Linked DNA regions of Mus musculus: region 1 is linked to region 2. The links are chromatin loops, found by intact Hi-C in ENCODE. Cell type or tissue: gastrocnemius. All regions are shown on one strand. Each heading gives the region's core, and the rest is flanking DNA. Links, peaks and the distances in the headings are about the cores only.

What was found. A loop is a pair of places that touch in the nucleus more often than their neighbours do. Peaks named below come from ENCODE experiments on the same cell type or tissue, not always from the same donor. Only the 100,000 strongest peaks of a DNase experiment are listed, where the experiment ranks them.
Region 1: it touches region 2 in a loop (1.9-fold over the local background); 10 of 42 quality-filtered maps call a loop at or near these places.

Annotation. Positions count from the first base shown.
Region 1 is chr9:86,692,879-86,698,572 of GRCm38, forward strand. Me1 (malic enzyme 1, NADP(+)-dependent, cytosolic) reads right to left here and starts at 3,036. Exons shown (of 14, transcript NM_008615.2): 1 at 2,795-3,036. The coding sequence starts at 2,872. A330041J22Rik (RIKEN cDNA A330041J22 gene) reads left to right here and starts at 2,564. Exons shown (of 3, transcript NR_045835.1): 1 at 2,564-2,824. In gastrocnemius, for the core only: no CTCF peak of the experiment used is centred there; DNase peaks (open chromatin) are centred at 2,554 and 3,025; H3K4me3 peaks cover 1,889 bases; H3K27ac peaks cover 2,499 bases.
Region 2 is chr9:86,743,352-86,749,045 of GRCm38, forward strand. It overlaps Prss35 (protease, serine 35), which reads left to right and starts at 282. Exons shown (of 2, transcript NM_178738.3): 1 at 282-455. In gastrocnemius, for the core only: a CTCF peak has its summit at 3,096 (motif pointing left); DNase peaks (open chromatin) are centred at 2,838 and 3,049; H3K4me3 peaks cover 310 bases.

The DNA.
Region 1 (5,694 bases), core at 342-5,341, 51 kb before region 2:
AGCACTAGGAGGCAGAGGCAGGCAGGCAGACCTCTCTATGAGTGCAAGGTCAACCTGGTCTAGATAGTCAATTCCCTCCAGGCTAGACAAAGCTACACAATCAGAACTGCACTAAATAAATAAACAAATAACTGACGAAGTAGTAAGTACAAAATAATATGGAGCACCTTAGTGTATAAGTGTAAGCATTAAATCATAGTGAGAATAAGATAATTAGGAAAGGCTTCCCTAGGGAAATGATTACTAAATCAATTAATATCATTTTAATTTTAGGAGTCACAACAAAAATGAAAAGAAGAAAATCTTCAATATATTTTAAGCTAAAGGCTAAGTTTGGGAGTTAGACACATCTAGGATAGATAGTAAAACATTAATTTACATTCAACATAACAGGAAATAGCACTATAAGGATTTGAATAACAGGAGAATGTGAATAAAATGCTAACTGGTAGATCTCTCTCTCTCTCTCTCTCTCTGTGGTGTGGGGGACACGCACTCTCTTGTGTACATATACAAGTTGTTTGTGGGTGCCTCTAGCTGTGAGCTGCCTGAGATAGGTGCTGAGAACTGAACCCGTGTCCTCTGCAAGAGCAGCAAGCACTCTTAACCACCGAGCCACTTTCCTCAGCAACAAAAGATGTTTTCATCCATACCTAAATGTACGGACATAATACTAACTAAGCATGTCTCGGTCACCCAAAGGTAGGATCGTCAAACTCTTCCTTAGTGTGGCTAAACGAGTATTCCTATAGCGGGTGACAGGCTAGGCTCGTCTGCTAGGAGAAATTTAGAAAGCACTGTTGACTTTAGCATCCCCTTGGAGTCAGGTCATCTCAACATTAAAAAATTAAATTAAATTAAGAATTCTGTCCTAATAACAAAGACAGGGGACTTTTGAGTATATAGCAGATGATGTTAATGCCACAGGCATCACGCTGACCCCAGGGCTGAGTAAGTAAAGTTCCTTCTATTGATTGTCCCAAGATGACCCAGATTTGTAATCCAACTTGATACACTGCAGGTAAAATGTGTGCACACATTAAGACTGTACTTTTCTACCTTTGGTGTAAGATCTTTGTGACAGTATCGTTTCTACAGTGGGTATCAACTGTTACAGGTTAGCAGGAGACTCCAAACCCAGTAAAGTATGCCTTTGCTATGGGATGGGATGGGCTGGCCTGTCTACCCACTCTTAACAAACATTTCAACCTTGACTTAAGAAAATCAAACAGGTTCTGCTACTCGTGTGATCTTGTCAAGGCGACCCATGATTTCGTCATAAGTCAGGACAGGCAGGTAACACGTGAGAGCCACAAGTGGCTTTGTCACACCAAAGTTTACCTTTGTTCTAGTGAAAATAGTCCTCGACCTACAGGATAATAAAATAGGAAGAAAAAAAATTCAAACTAGCAATTACATTGATTTTGAAGGAAAAATAAGTAGGAAACTTAAAATGTTTACACTACATAGCTATAAATAATCAAATAAAGATTTGTAGAAGTCACTACAAAAAAATTACAAACTCGCCGGGCGTGGTGGCGCACGCCTTTAATCCCAGCACTCGGGAGGCAGAGGCAGGCGGATTTCTGAGTTCGAGGCCAGCTTGGTCTACAGAGTGAGTTCCAGGACAGCCAGGGCTACACAGAGAAACCCTGTCTCGAAAAACCAAAAAAAAAAAAAAAAAAAAAAGAGTCATAAAAAAATTACAAACTCAAACTAGCTATAATGCGCAAAATAATCACACGTGTTTAAGTTATTAATAATGAGCACAAGTCACCCATAACATGACTAGAGAGAAATGCTGAGGTACACTTCTTAACGAAAAAGGAGGTTCACTAAAGTGATACCCTAAAAGACTTAACAGGCCTCCATGCTGACACTCATGTCACTCTCCACATACTGAAGAAATAGGAAATCAGATATGCACACACGTGCATGCACATATGTGCGTACGTGCGTGCACGCACGCACACACACACACACACACACACACACACACCATTCTAACAACCACCCACACTATAAAATAAGACCTAGTTACTTACAAAAGCAAACTGATCATTTCTAAAATGTTCTCATTTAGGGGAGATCTTGGGTATAGGGTGGGAGGAGAGATATCACAGCATGAGAAAAGGGAACTCTGATCTGGGGCATACATTGAATTTCCTTGTAATAAGAAAAGAAAAAAAGAGGACTGGTTTAAAAAAAAATAATAACTTTCCAAAAGTCAGAATTTAGAAAGGAAAATAAATGAATAAATAAAATAAATGACTGTACCGCCGTATCATGTAAGTTTTCCCACCTAGGCATGCACGTAGGGTTCAACAAGAAACCACCCACACCATACAACCAATGTCATCCCAGAAGCCAAGAGGCCCTGGAGCCCCCACATCTTGTGGATGGGATCCCAGGCACTCAGAGGCCATCTCTGTTCAAGGCAGGACCGGTAGGACCACTTGTCTCCACAGCAGCCTCCGGTCATTGCCAGTCCAGTCACCTGGACCGGGAAGGCACGTCGCGGCTGAGCTGGCCGCCCGCCTGCCACCCTCACGGAAAACGCTCGATTCCCACACTGGTCCACACTGCCCTTCCCGGGATGGGAAAGGGGCAGACAAAGAAGAGCGGACCACAAGTTACATCGCTCCCCGGGGTCCAGCATCGGGATGCTGAGAGGCGAGGGCGCCGGCTCCGCAGTGGCCTCCCGGGTGGGACGGTCCCCTCGGTGGCACGCAGGTCCCCGCGGCCCAGCGGCCGGCTGCGGGCACAGGGCGGCTCTCGGGGCCGCGGGGCTCACCTTGTTGAGATGCGGGTCCCGCGTCAGCAGGTAGCCGCGCTGGTGGGTGTGTCGGCGGCGGGGGGCTCGGGGCTCCATGGCTGGCACGGTGGCGGGGCGGACGCGGAGTGCGGCGGGCGGCGGCCGTGCGACGGAAGGCCCCGCGGCCGGGGGCGGGCGTGGGTGGCGAGAGGGGGTGGCGAGGCGGGAGGAGCCCGCGCCTAGCCGCCGCCGCCGCGGCCGGGCGGCCCGCGAGAAGCGCTGAGTCACGGCGGCATCGGCCGAGCCGCCGTGCGAGGGGGCGGGGGCGGGGCTCCGGCCAGGCTGGTGAACGCCAAGCGAGAGACCTGGGCCCCGACGGGTGAGGGGCGGGCCGCCTCGCTTCCTCGGCTCGTCCACTGTCCTCCCCTAACCCCAACGTCCTGGGTGCCAGCCATGCCCCCGGGGCCTGATGCAGGAGGGGGATCAACTTTGACCCAGAAAGTCCAGGCCTCGATGGCACTGGGCGAGAGGGCGACTCCCCGCCTGTATCTGAATAGCATAGGAGGGGAATTTCTTTTGAACGCGATAAGAGAAGAGGTGTTAAGAGTACACGGGTCCAGTGATCAGACCTATTGAGCTTAAGAAGGACTCCCCTGAGCGTTCTGGAAACCAAGATGTTCATTTTTGCAAGACTATATGGTTTCTTCTTTGAGGAAAGAGGGTGAGAATAAAAGGTCTTCCAGTATTCAAACCCTGTGGTTGCATTATTGATATTTCTACTTAAAGATTAAAGGACTGGAGAAGTAAGTCCCATGCCACTCAGGGATGTCTGATTAAAACAGAACAGAACAATCAAGCAGCCTTCAGACACCAAAGCCTTTTCTTTTTAGTGTAATCGCATGGCCAGATTCTATGGTATTCGCCTAAACACTGAGGAATGGTTATGGGGTTATATATTGCCTAGATACCTGTGAAATGTTTTCTAATTATTTTACTTTACTCTACCAGTACAACGATAGCTTTTAGGCTATGCTTGAATTCAGAAGTTTCTTTGGCCTGGCTTTTAAATTATCTAGACTCAGTTATTTTATAGAAAGCATTATATTAGCATTGCACAGTTCTTCAAAAACATTTCTTGTACTTAACATGACACCTTTCATTGTGAGTTTTACAACCCATAAATAATTTACCTCATAACATCTGAGAAAGGGGTATACTTTACAAAACTCCCTCTCCTAAATTAGATGAGGCGCATTGCAATTATAATGCTTTGTGTGAGTCAAAAACAGTTTAACAGCAGACCTGGAAGATACAAATTTCCAGGAGAAACCAATTCCAACAGTTTTAGTAGAATGAAGCTTTTATGACTTAAATTTAGAGATGTTGCTTGTCCATTGCTGTGGGACTTAAGGTCTATAGCAAGGATCGCCAATATAGAACAAGCCCAAGGAGCATGTGACCTCTCCCTCCAAGCCAACATTTCAGGAACTCCAGGACCTGTAAAGCTGCTTCCTTTTCCTTGTCTGTTTACTTGTTCTCTGACAGCGCCAGTCATCTTGGATGGTGAGCAGCCCAAGGAGCTATTTTGTATAGTCATACACACTTCCAAAAAAAAGTCTAAAAAGAACCTATTTCCCAAATATTGACTAGAGCACAAACTTTTCAGTCTTTTTAATCATTTGTAGAATTAGATTTTATTGCCAAGAACACAGAAAAACAAGTATATAGATTAAAAACAATCAACCTCCTTTGCTTTCATTACCTTGTAAGAAACTGGGGTTTCAATGCCACCCTGTAAATGATTGATAATGTAAAGAATGTTAAAAGGGGGCAGTGGTGGAGCACGCCTTAAATCCCAGCAGTCGGGAGGCAGAGGCAGTCAGATTTCTGAGTTCTCTGAGTTCAAGGCCAGCCTGGTCTACAAAGTGAGTTCCAGGACAACCAGGGCTACACAGAGAAATCCTGTCTCGAAAAACAAAAAAAAAACAAAACAAAACAAAACAAAAAAAAGGGGGGGGGGAGGTGCTAAAGAGTTCAGCAGTTAAAAACACTTGATGCTCTGCTGCAGAGGACCCAAGTCCAGGTCCCAAGGCCCAAGCGGTATGGCTTACAACTACCTGTACATCTAGCTCCAGGGGATCTGACGCCCTCTTTTGGCTTCCTCAGACACTGGAGTGCACACACACACACACACACACACACACACACACACACACACACACACAGATAAACACTTATATGCAGAAAATAAATCTTGAAAAACAAAAGGCATGTTGAAATAGAGGCTAGAGATGTGGCTCCTTGGGAAAGCACTTGTTTTAAACATGAGTGAGCTTCTTGGTTTGACCTCGTGTACTGAATATACAGACCATATACTAACCTTCAGATAGGGTTACCAGCACATGAACATTAGCTTGAAAGGGTAGTCAATATGCAAGAAAAGATATAGATAATCACATCATCTAAACTGTGGAAAAGAATAGAGTGTATTTCAGCAATTAGCAAGTCTCTTTCTTTTGTTTGTTTGTTTGGTGGCAGCAATTAGCAATAGCTTGTTTGTGGCAGCAATTAGCAATAGTCTGTTTGTTTGTTTTGTGGTTTTTGTTTGGTTGTTTGGTTGATTGGTTGGTAGGTTTAGTTTTTGTTTTTCCAACATAGGGTTTCCTCTATGTAGCCCTGGCTGTACTAGAACTCTCTGAAAACCAGGCTAGCCTCAAACTCAGAGATCTGCCTGCCTCTGCCCCCCAAGTGCTAGGATTAAAGACACATACCACTGGCCAGCTATTTAATTATTAAATATGCTTTTAATAATTTTTAACACAATATTTTCTGTCTAAGTACTTAAAAATATCTCTGGTGGAAGCATTTTTAGGGGTAACTAAAAAATTCCCACCAATAATGCCTCACTTTGCTTTGTGTACAGACACATAGACACACAC
Region 2 (5,694 bases), core at 408-5,407:
GGTTGGAGGTAACCATAACCTTTACTCCCTTCGTGCTAATACTGATTAAGTTGGTTTAGGCATGCTGGCCGCTCCTCCTCCTCTTGTTTTTGCTGCTTTGTTTTTAAAACATTGGTTAAAACACGCCCTGGGTGCCTACATTCTTGCGAACCCATTTAGAGTTTTTTTCTAGCTCTTAACCATCGGTGTGCAGCAGGGATGCAGTGGTGTGTAAGCAGGATCCGCCCACCCCTCCCCTCTAAGTCAGCGTCATCGCCCCTTCCCCTCCCATCTCCAGCCACTCAGTGCAGCAGCCCCACTCTCGCCTGGTCCCGGACTCGGGGAAGCTCCGCTGAGAGGACCCTGCACTCTGCTGCCCACTAGGCTCCTGGCACCTTCCGTAGCCAGTGTCTGCATCCACCCGGATCCTTGCTGGGCAGCGCCCCTGGGACGGGAGGATACAGTAAGCATCTCAGGTAAGGATGAACTCACTGCACAGGAGGGCACCCTAGAGGCTGGACCACTCCTGAACAAGGCAGGACCCACAGGAGGAACACAGAAAAGCACTAAAGAAGGGATCACAGGCTGGCTGTTTTTTAGAGATCAACCACCCTTCTTCCATTCTGAATGAGTAACGGCCACTGCAAGGTTAACATCCGAGGAGTGAGTGATGTTTGCATTGGAATACAAATGGAATGCTTTCTGCTTAAACAGTACCAGAGGGGACCCTCTTTATTTTTGTGATTATTAACAGATGTCACTGGAAAAGGTGTAAAAACTTTTCCTGGAAAGAGGTTTGTCTCTTCCCTAAGTTGCTGCCGAAGTACTTTCTGCCTCTGTCTGCCTCATTCTCTCTCTGTCGCCCTGCCCTCTCTCCTCTCCCTTCTGCCTGGGTAGCGAAATGAACAGTGGAAGACCCGTGGGACGAGGAGGTGAGATGAAGTGGAGATCTTGGGCTTGCTTTAAAGGACCAGCCAGGGGTGAGTGGATTGAAAAAATAACCAAGTATTGAGAATTACCAAAGCTGAGTGAAGGGCACATGGAGATTAAATATTTCTCTTGCCTCATCTGTGTGTTGGTGTGTGTGTATGTGTGTCTGACTGTATGTAAGTGTGTGTTAGTATATGTGTAAATATGCATGTGTGTGTACGTGTGTGTATATATGTCTGTGTCTTTCTGTGTGTGTGTGTGTCTGTGTCTGTGTATGGGTGTGTGAGATCTTGAGACCTTTTATAATAATAAGAATTTTTGGAAAGTTGCAGCAACTCCCAAGCCTGATTGATCTGACTTCCATACCATCTTCAATTTGGAAAGTCGCTCTTCAGGGCTGAGGAGATGGTTCAGCAAATAGAAGGCTTTCCTCACACACATGAAGACCTGAGTTTGGATCCCCAGAACCCACAGAAAACCAGAGGAGATAGAATACATCTGAAATCCCAGTGCCCTATAGCAGATGGGGAGAGAACATAGGAGACTCTGTGAAAGCTTCTAGGGGGTTAGCCTGGCATATGACCACACTCAAGGTTGTCTTCTGACTTCCATGGGGTTCCATTTACTCACAAGAACCAAGGCGTGCACACACATGCAGAAAGATGTTGTCTGGTATATCAAGTCTCTTCTTCCCTGTCTTTATTAATTTTTCTGGCTTCTGACATCCCCCCCTCCCCGCCGCCAAGTTCATTTGTACAGAGAATTATAAAAGTCATAACTTGCTGACTGGAGAATTGTGTTTAAGATCTGGTTTATGATTTAGCAGAGAAAATGTTAAAATCCTAGCCAAATAAGAGCCAGGCTAGAAAGTGCCAATCAAACGGTGCATGGGATTTCATTTTAGAGAAGACTCTCATGTGAGACAGTTCTATGTACATTTCTTTTCCACTTTTTTTGCAGATATTTTAAAATATGAGAGCCCTCAGTATGTGCTTGGCTCATCACACGTGAAGCTGCTACTGTGGGTCAACTTTCTCTACTGAATAGACTGCCTTTCTTTCTGTGCCCAATTCTCAAATATCCAACAAATCCATTTTAAATAGAAGCACCGGACTCAGGAATTCTGGAATGCTGGAGCTCCTTCACCTTAGACACGACAGATGGGAAATCTGAATTGGGAACATTAGGAAAGACCAACATCAACTTAGTTTACAAATCATTATTTTATAATTTTACATTTCCCTACAGGTAAACTGATATGTGATTAGCGAAATACACTGTGACTACCAAAGATAATGCATTTATTAACTATTCTTTGCTGAAGATCCAACTTAAAAAAAAAATAAAGCGTAGTCAAGAGTCATGTACGGTGCACCTCATATGCCAGCAAATGAAGGATCACCCTTGGGGTTACCTTAGTTCCATTCACCTCAATTTGATTTACACACAGCGAAACATTTTATAAATTGAGATGTACGTATCCTGCAGAAATAGCAGGAAAAAAAAGAAAAGAAAGGGAGGCTTTAGTTTTTATTGTGATGAGAAACAGAAGTTGTGGGTTACTGTAAAATAATCATCTGAGTAACTTTACCATCTTCCTTTCCCTCAAGGACTGCCAAACTTTTAAAGCAGACATTGCTCTGTCTCCAGTCCTGAAGCTGAATTTGAAAATAGTGCTATGGTATGCGGTATTTTGAATAGCCATTGGCACATTGTCAGTGAACCCTCTAACTGTTGATTCTCAGCGTAGAACTGGTGGAGAGCTTACCCCTAGTAATGGATTATAAAGTATTTGATAAACATATGGAAATATTTGGCAGGCTCGCGACTTTCCTCTGCGTTGAAATGAATCACAGCCCATGGGGTGGATGGCTCAGCCGTGCTGTAGGCCATGGTGGGAGGGTCCTGGCACTGGAGCTGTTTTGGGAAAAACACCTGCCAGAAATTTGTCTGGCTGTGGACATCGTCATCAGTCCTCAGCTCATCAGGATGGGCGATGGGACCTGGAGGTGGGTTTTGAACGTGTGATAAGTTCCATATGCGACAACTCTTTAGTGTATTGTGAACCAGTTACACTTTCCTCATCTCCCATGCTTCGAGGACAATTCTGATTCACAGCCGAATGATGTAAGAGGAAATGCAGCCCCAGACTTGCTCTTGGCAGGCTTGCTTTGCCATCTAGTGGTGGCATAGATAGCCAGCAAGGACCTGCTCCCAGGACTGGAGATGAAGCCTTCTGAAGCTCACTGACTGATGTCACTTGTCACTTGTGTGCTCTTTGTTGATCACGATTAACTGGAGAGCAAGCTTAGGTCTTATGAGACCACTCGGTAGCTGAGAAGAACTGTCAGAGGTTATGGTTTGTTTTTGTTTTTGTTTTTTTAAAGAAAGGCCTTTAAGATGGTACTCAGCATAGTTAACACTTCATTTGCTGAGAAATGATTATCATCTATACTGTTCAGCTTCCTGATTTTAGCGGCACTAATCAATACTATCATAAAATTTCCTGAGATTCTGTTTTATATATCTAAAATTGAACATTCTATTATCTTTATAAATTTTATAATTGATGTTTAGCACCTAGGAAATGAACCCCCCCCAACTTCATACTCCCAACTACTTTCAAAACATCCAGGGAAGGCAGTTTTAGAAACTATATTCTCATCTTCATCTACGTATTAAGTTCTTATTTCTTTTTTAGTGTGGTGGGAGTATGTTTGTGTGTGCTGGTTATGTATGTGTCTGCTGGTGCGTGCTCATGTGTGTGTGTAGACCAGAGGTCAGAGGTCAGACTTGGATGCTGTTCCTCAGAAACTATCAAATGTATGTCTAACTTGTGTGTGTGTGTGTGTGTGTGTGTGTGTGTGTGTGTGTGTGAGAGAGAGAGAGAGAGAGAGACTTATGACATGTTCAAGTGCCTACAGAGACCATCAAAGGAAGTCAGATTCGTTGGAGCTGGAGTTAGAGGCAGCTGTGAACTGCCAGATGTGGATGCTGAGACTGAACCCAGGTCTTTTGCAAGAGCAACAAGCACTGTTAACCACTGAGCCATCACTGAAGCACCAAGTGATTGGTTTTTTATTTCTCTGATATTCTCTCCCTCTCCCTCTCCCTCTCCCTCTCCCTCTCCCTCTCCCTCTCCCTCTCCCTCTCCCTCTCCCTCTCCCTCTCCCTCTCCCTCTCCCTCTCCCTCTCCCTCTCCCTCTCCCTCTCCCTCTCTCTCTCTCTCTCTCCTTTCTTTCCTCCTTTCTCCTGAGATGGGGTCTCACTCAGTAACTCCGGCTCTGCCAGAACTCTCAGAGACCCATCTGCCCCTACCTCTTGAGTGCTAAGGTTAAAGTGAGTGCCACCATGGCCAGCCCAGAAGCTGAGCACCTCATTTTTTAATTAGGATCTCTCTCTAGAATCAGGCCAAGATTGGTCTCCACCTACCCAGCATGCAGAGCACATATGCAGGCACCCATCCTCAGCTTTTTGTAGTGGGTTCTAGGGACCACGCTGGGATCCTGGTGCTTGCATGGCAAACACTTTAATGAGAGCTTTTCTTCCAAACCTCCTGACTTCCCATTTCTGTTCCAGTAAATTAGCCAAACCTTACAGAGGTAAATTCACAAAAAATTATTAATCTTACATGCGTGGAGCTTAGAAGTCTGAAGATCAGCAGGAAAATGTCCCTGTTAAGTTCTTCTGCTTGCTAACCCTTGGCATCTTTTGTAGACCACCTACCTCCTGAGCCACCCCACTTCAGTCTCCACTTCCATCTCCACAACTCTATCCTGCCTTCTCTTTACAAGGTCCATGGTCGCAGTTGATTCACCTGATAGCTTGGCTAATTTTCTCATCTGAAAACCTTTAGCTTAGTCACACTCTCACCATCTCCCTTACCATGTGAGGGACATAGACACAGGTCCTCATGATGAGGATGTGGGTCCGTCCAGAGACCAGTGCCTATGTGCCATAGGGAATGTACTTGGTAAAAGGTTTGGGCTATACCTTATAAATACCTACCAAAGTTTTCCTCTTGCTTTCATAGAAGAGATGGTGTCTCTGTTGGCAAGGCTGGCCTGGAGCTTCTGAGCTTCAGTGAATCTCCTGCTTTAGCCTCCCTAGTAGCTGAGACTACCTGCATGCACTGCCTCAGCTTTCTTTTGCCCCCAGTACATACTGTGCTGAGACAGTCTCACTATGCAGTCCAAGCTAACCTAGAACTGGTGAGCCTCTTGCTTCTGCCTCTCAGGGAGAGCTCATTCACTTTTTGACTTCAGGCATTGGGCAATAATGATAATTGCTGCCATTTGCTGAATGCTCCCATGGGTGCACATGTGCACATACATACACACGTATTATTCCTTCAAAAATCATGTATGCCATTCTCCATCTGTGACAGATGTGGAAAGTGCAAAGATGAGGGACCCTTAAGAGAATCACCTTGCTAGTAAATGGCGAGCATAAGTTGATATGGTTTTAAAGTCCACTGTCCCTATGGCCACTGAACTGAAAGATGGTCTCTATCGTCCATCTTTGTTATACCACTGACACTGTCATTTTCCCACTGCCGTGACATTATGTTCTTCTTGTAAATGTTGCATCACTTGGTGCTCTAGCCAGTCAGTGACACCTGCAAGTGACTTGTAGTGGCCTAGAATAAAACTCCATTACAGCAGCCATGAGTCTGCTCTGCATCTTGCCAAACTCAAGATGACCATGCACGTTTGTAGAGGTATTGTGCAGACTGCGTCCCACTTTCCTGAATCATCTTTATAGCTCATTACTACCAGTGATGCT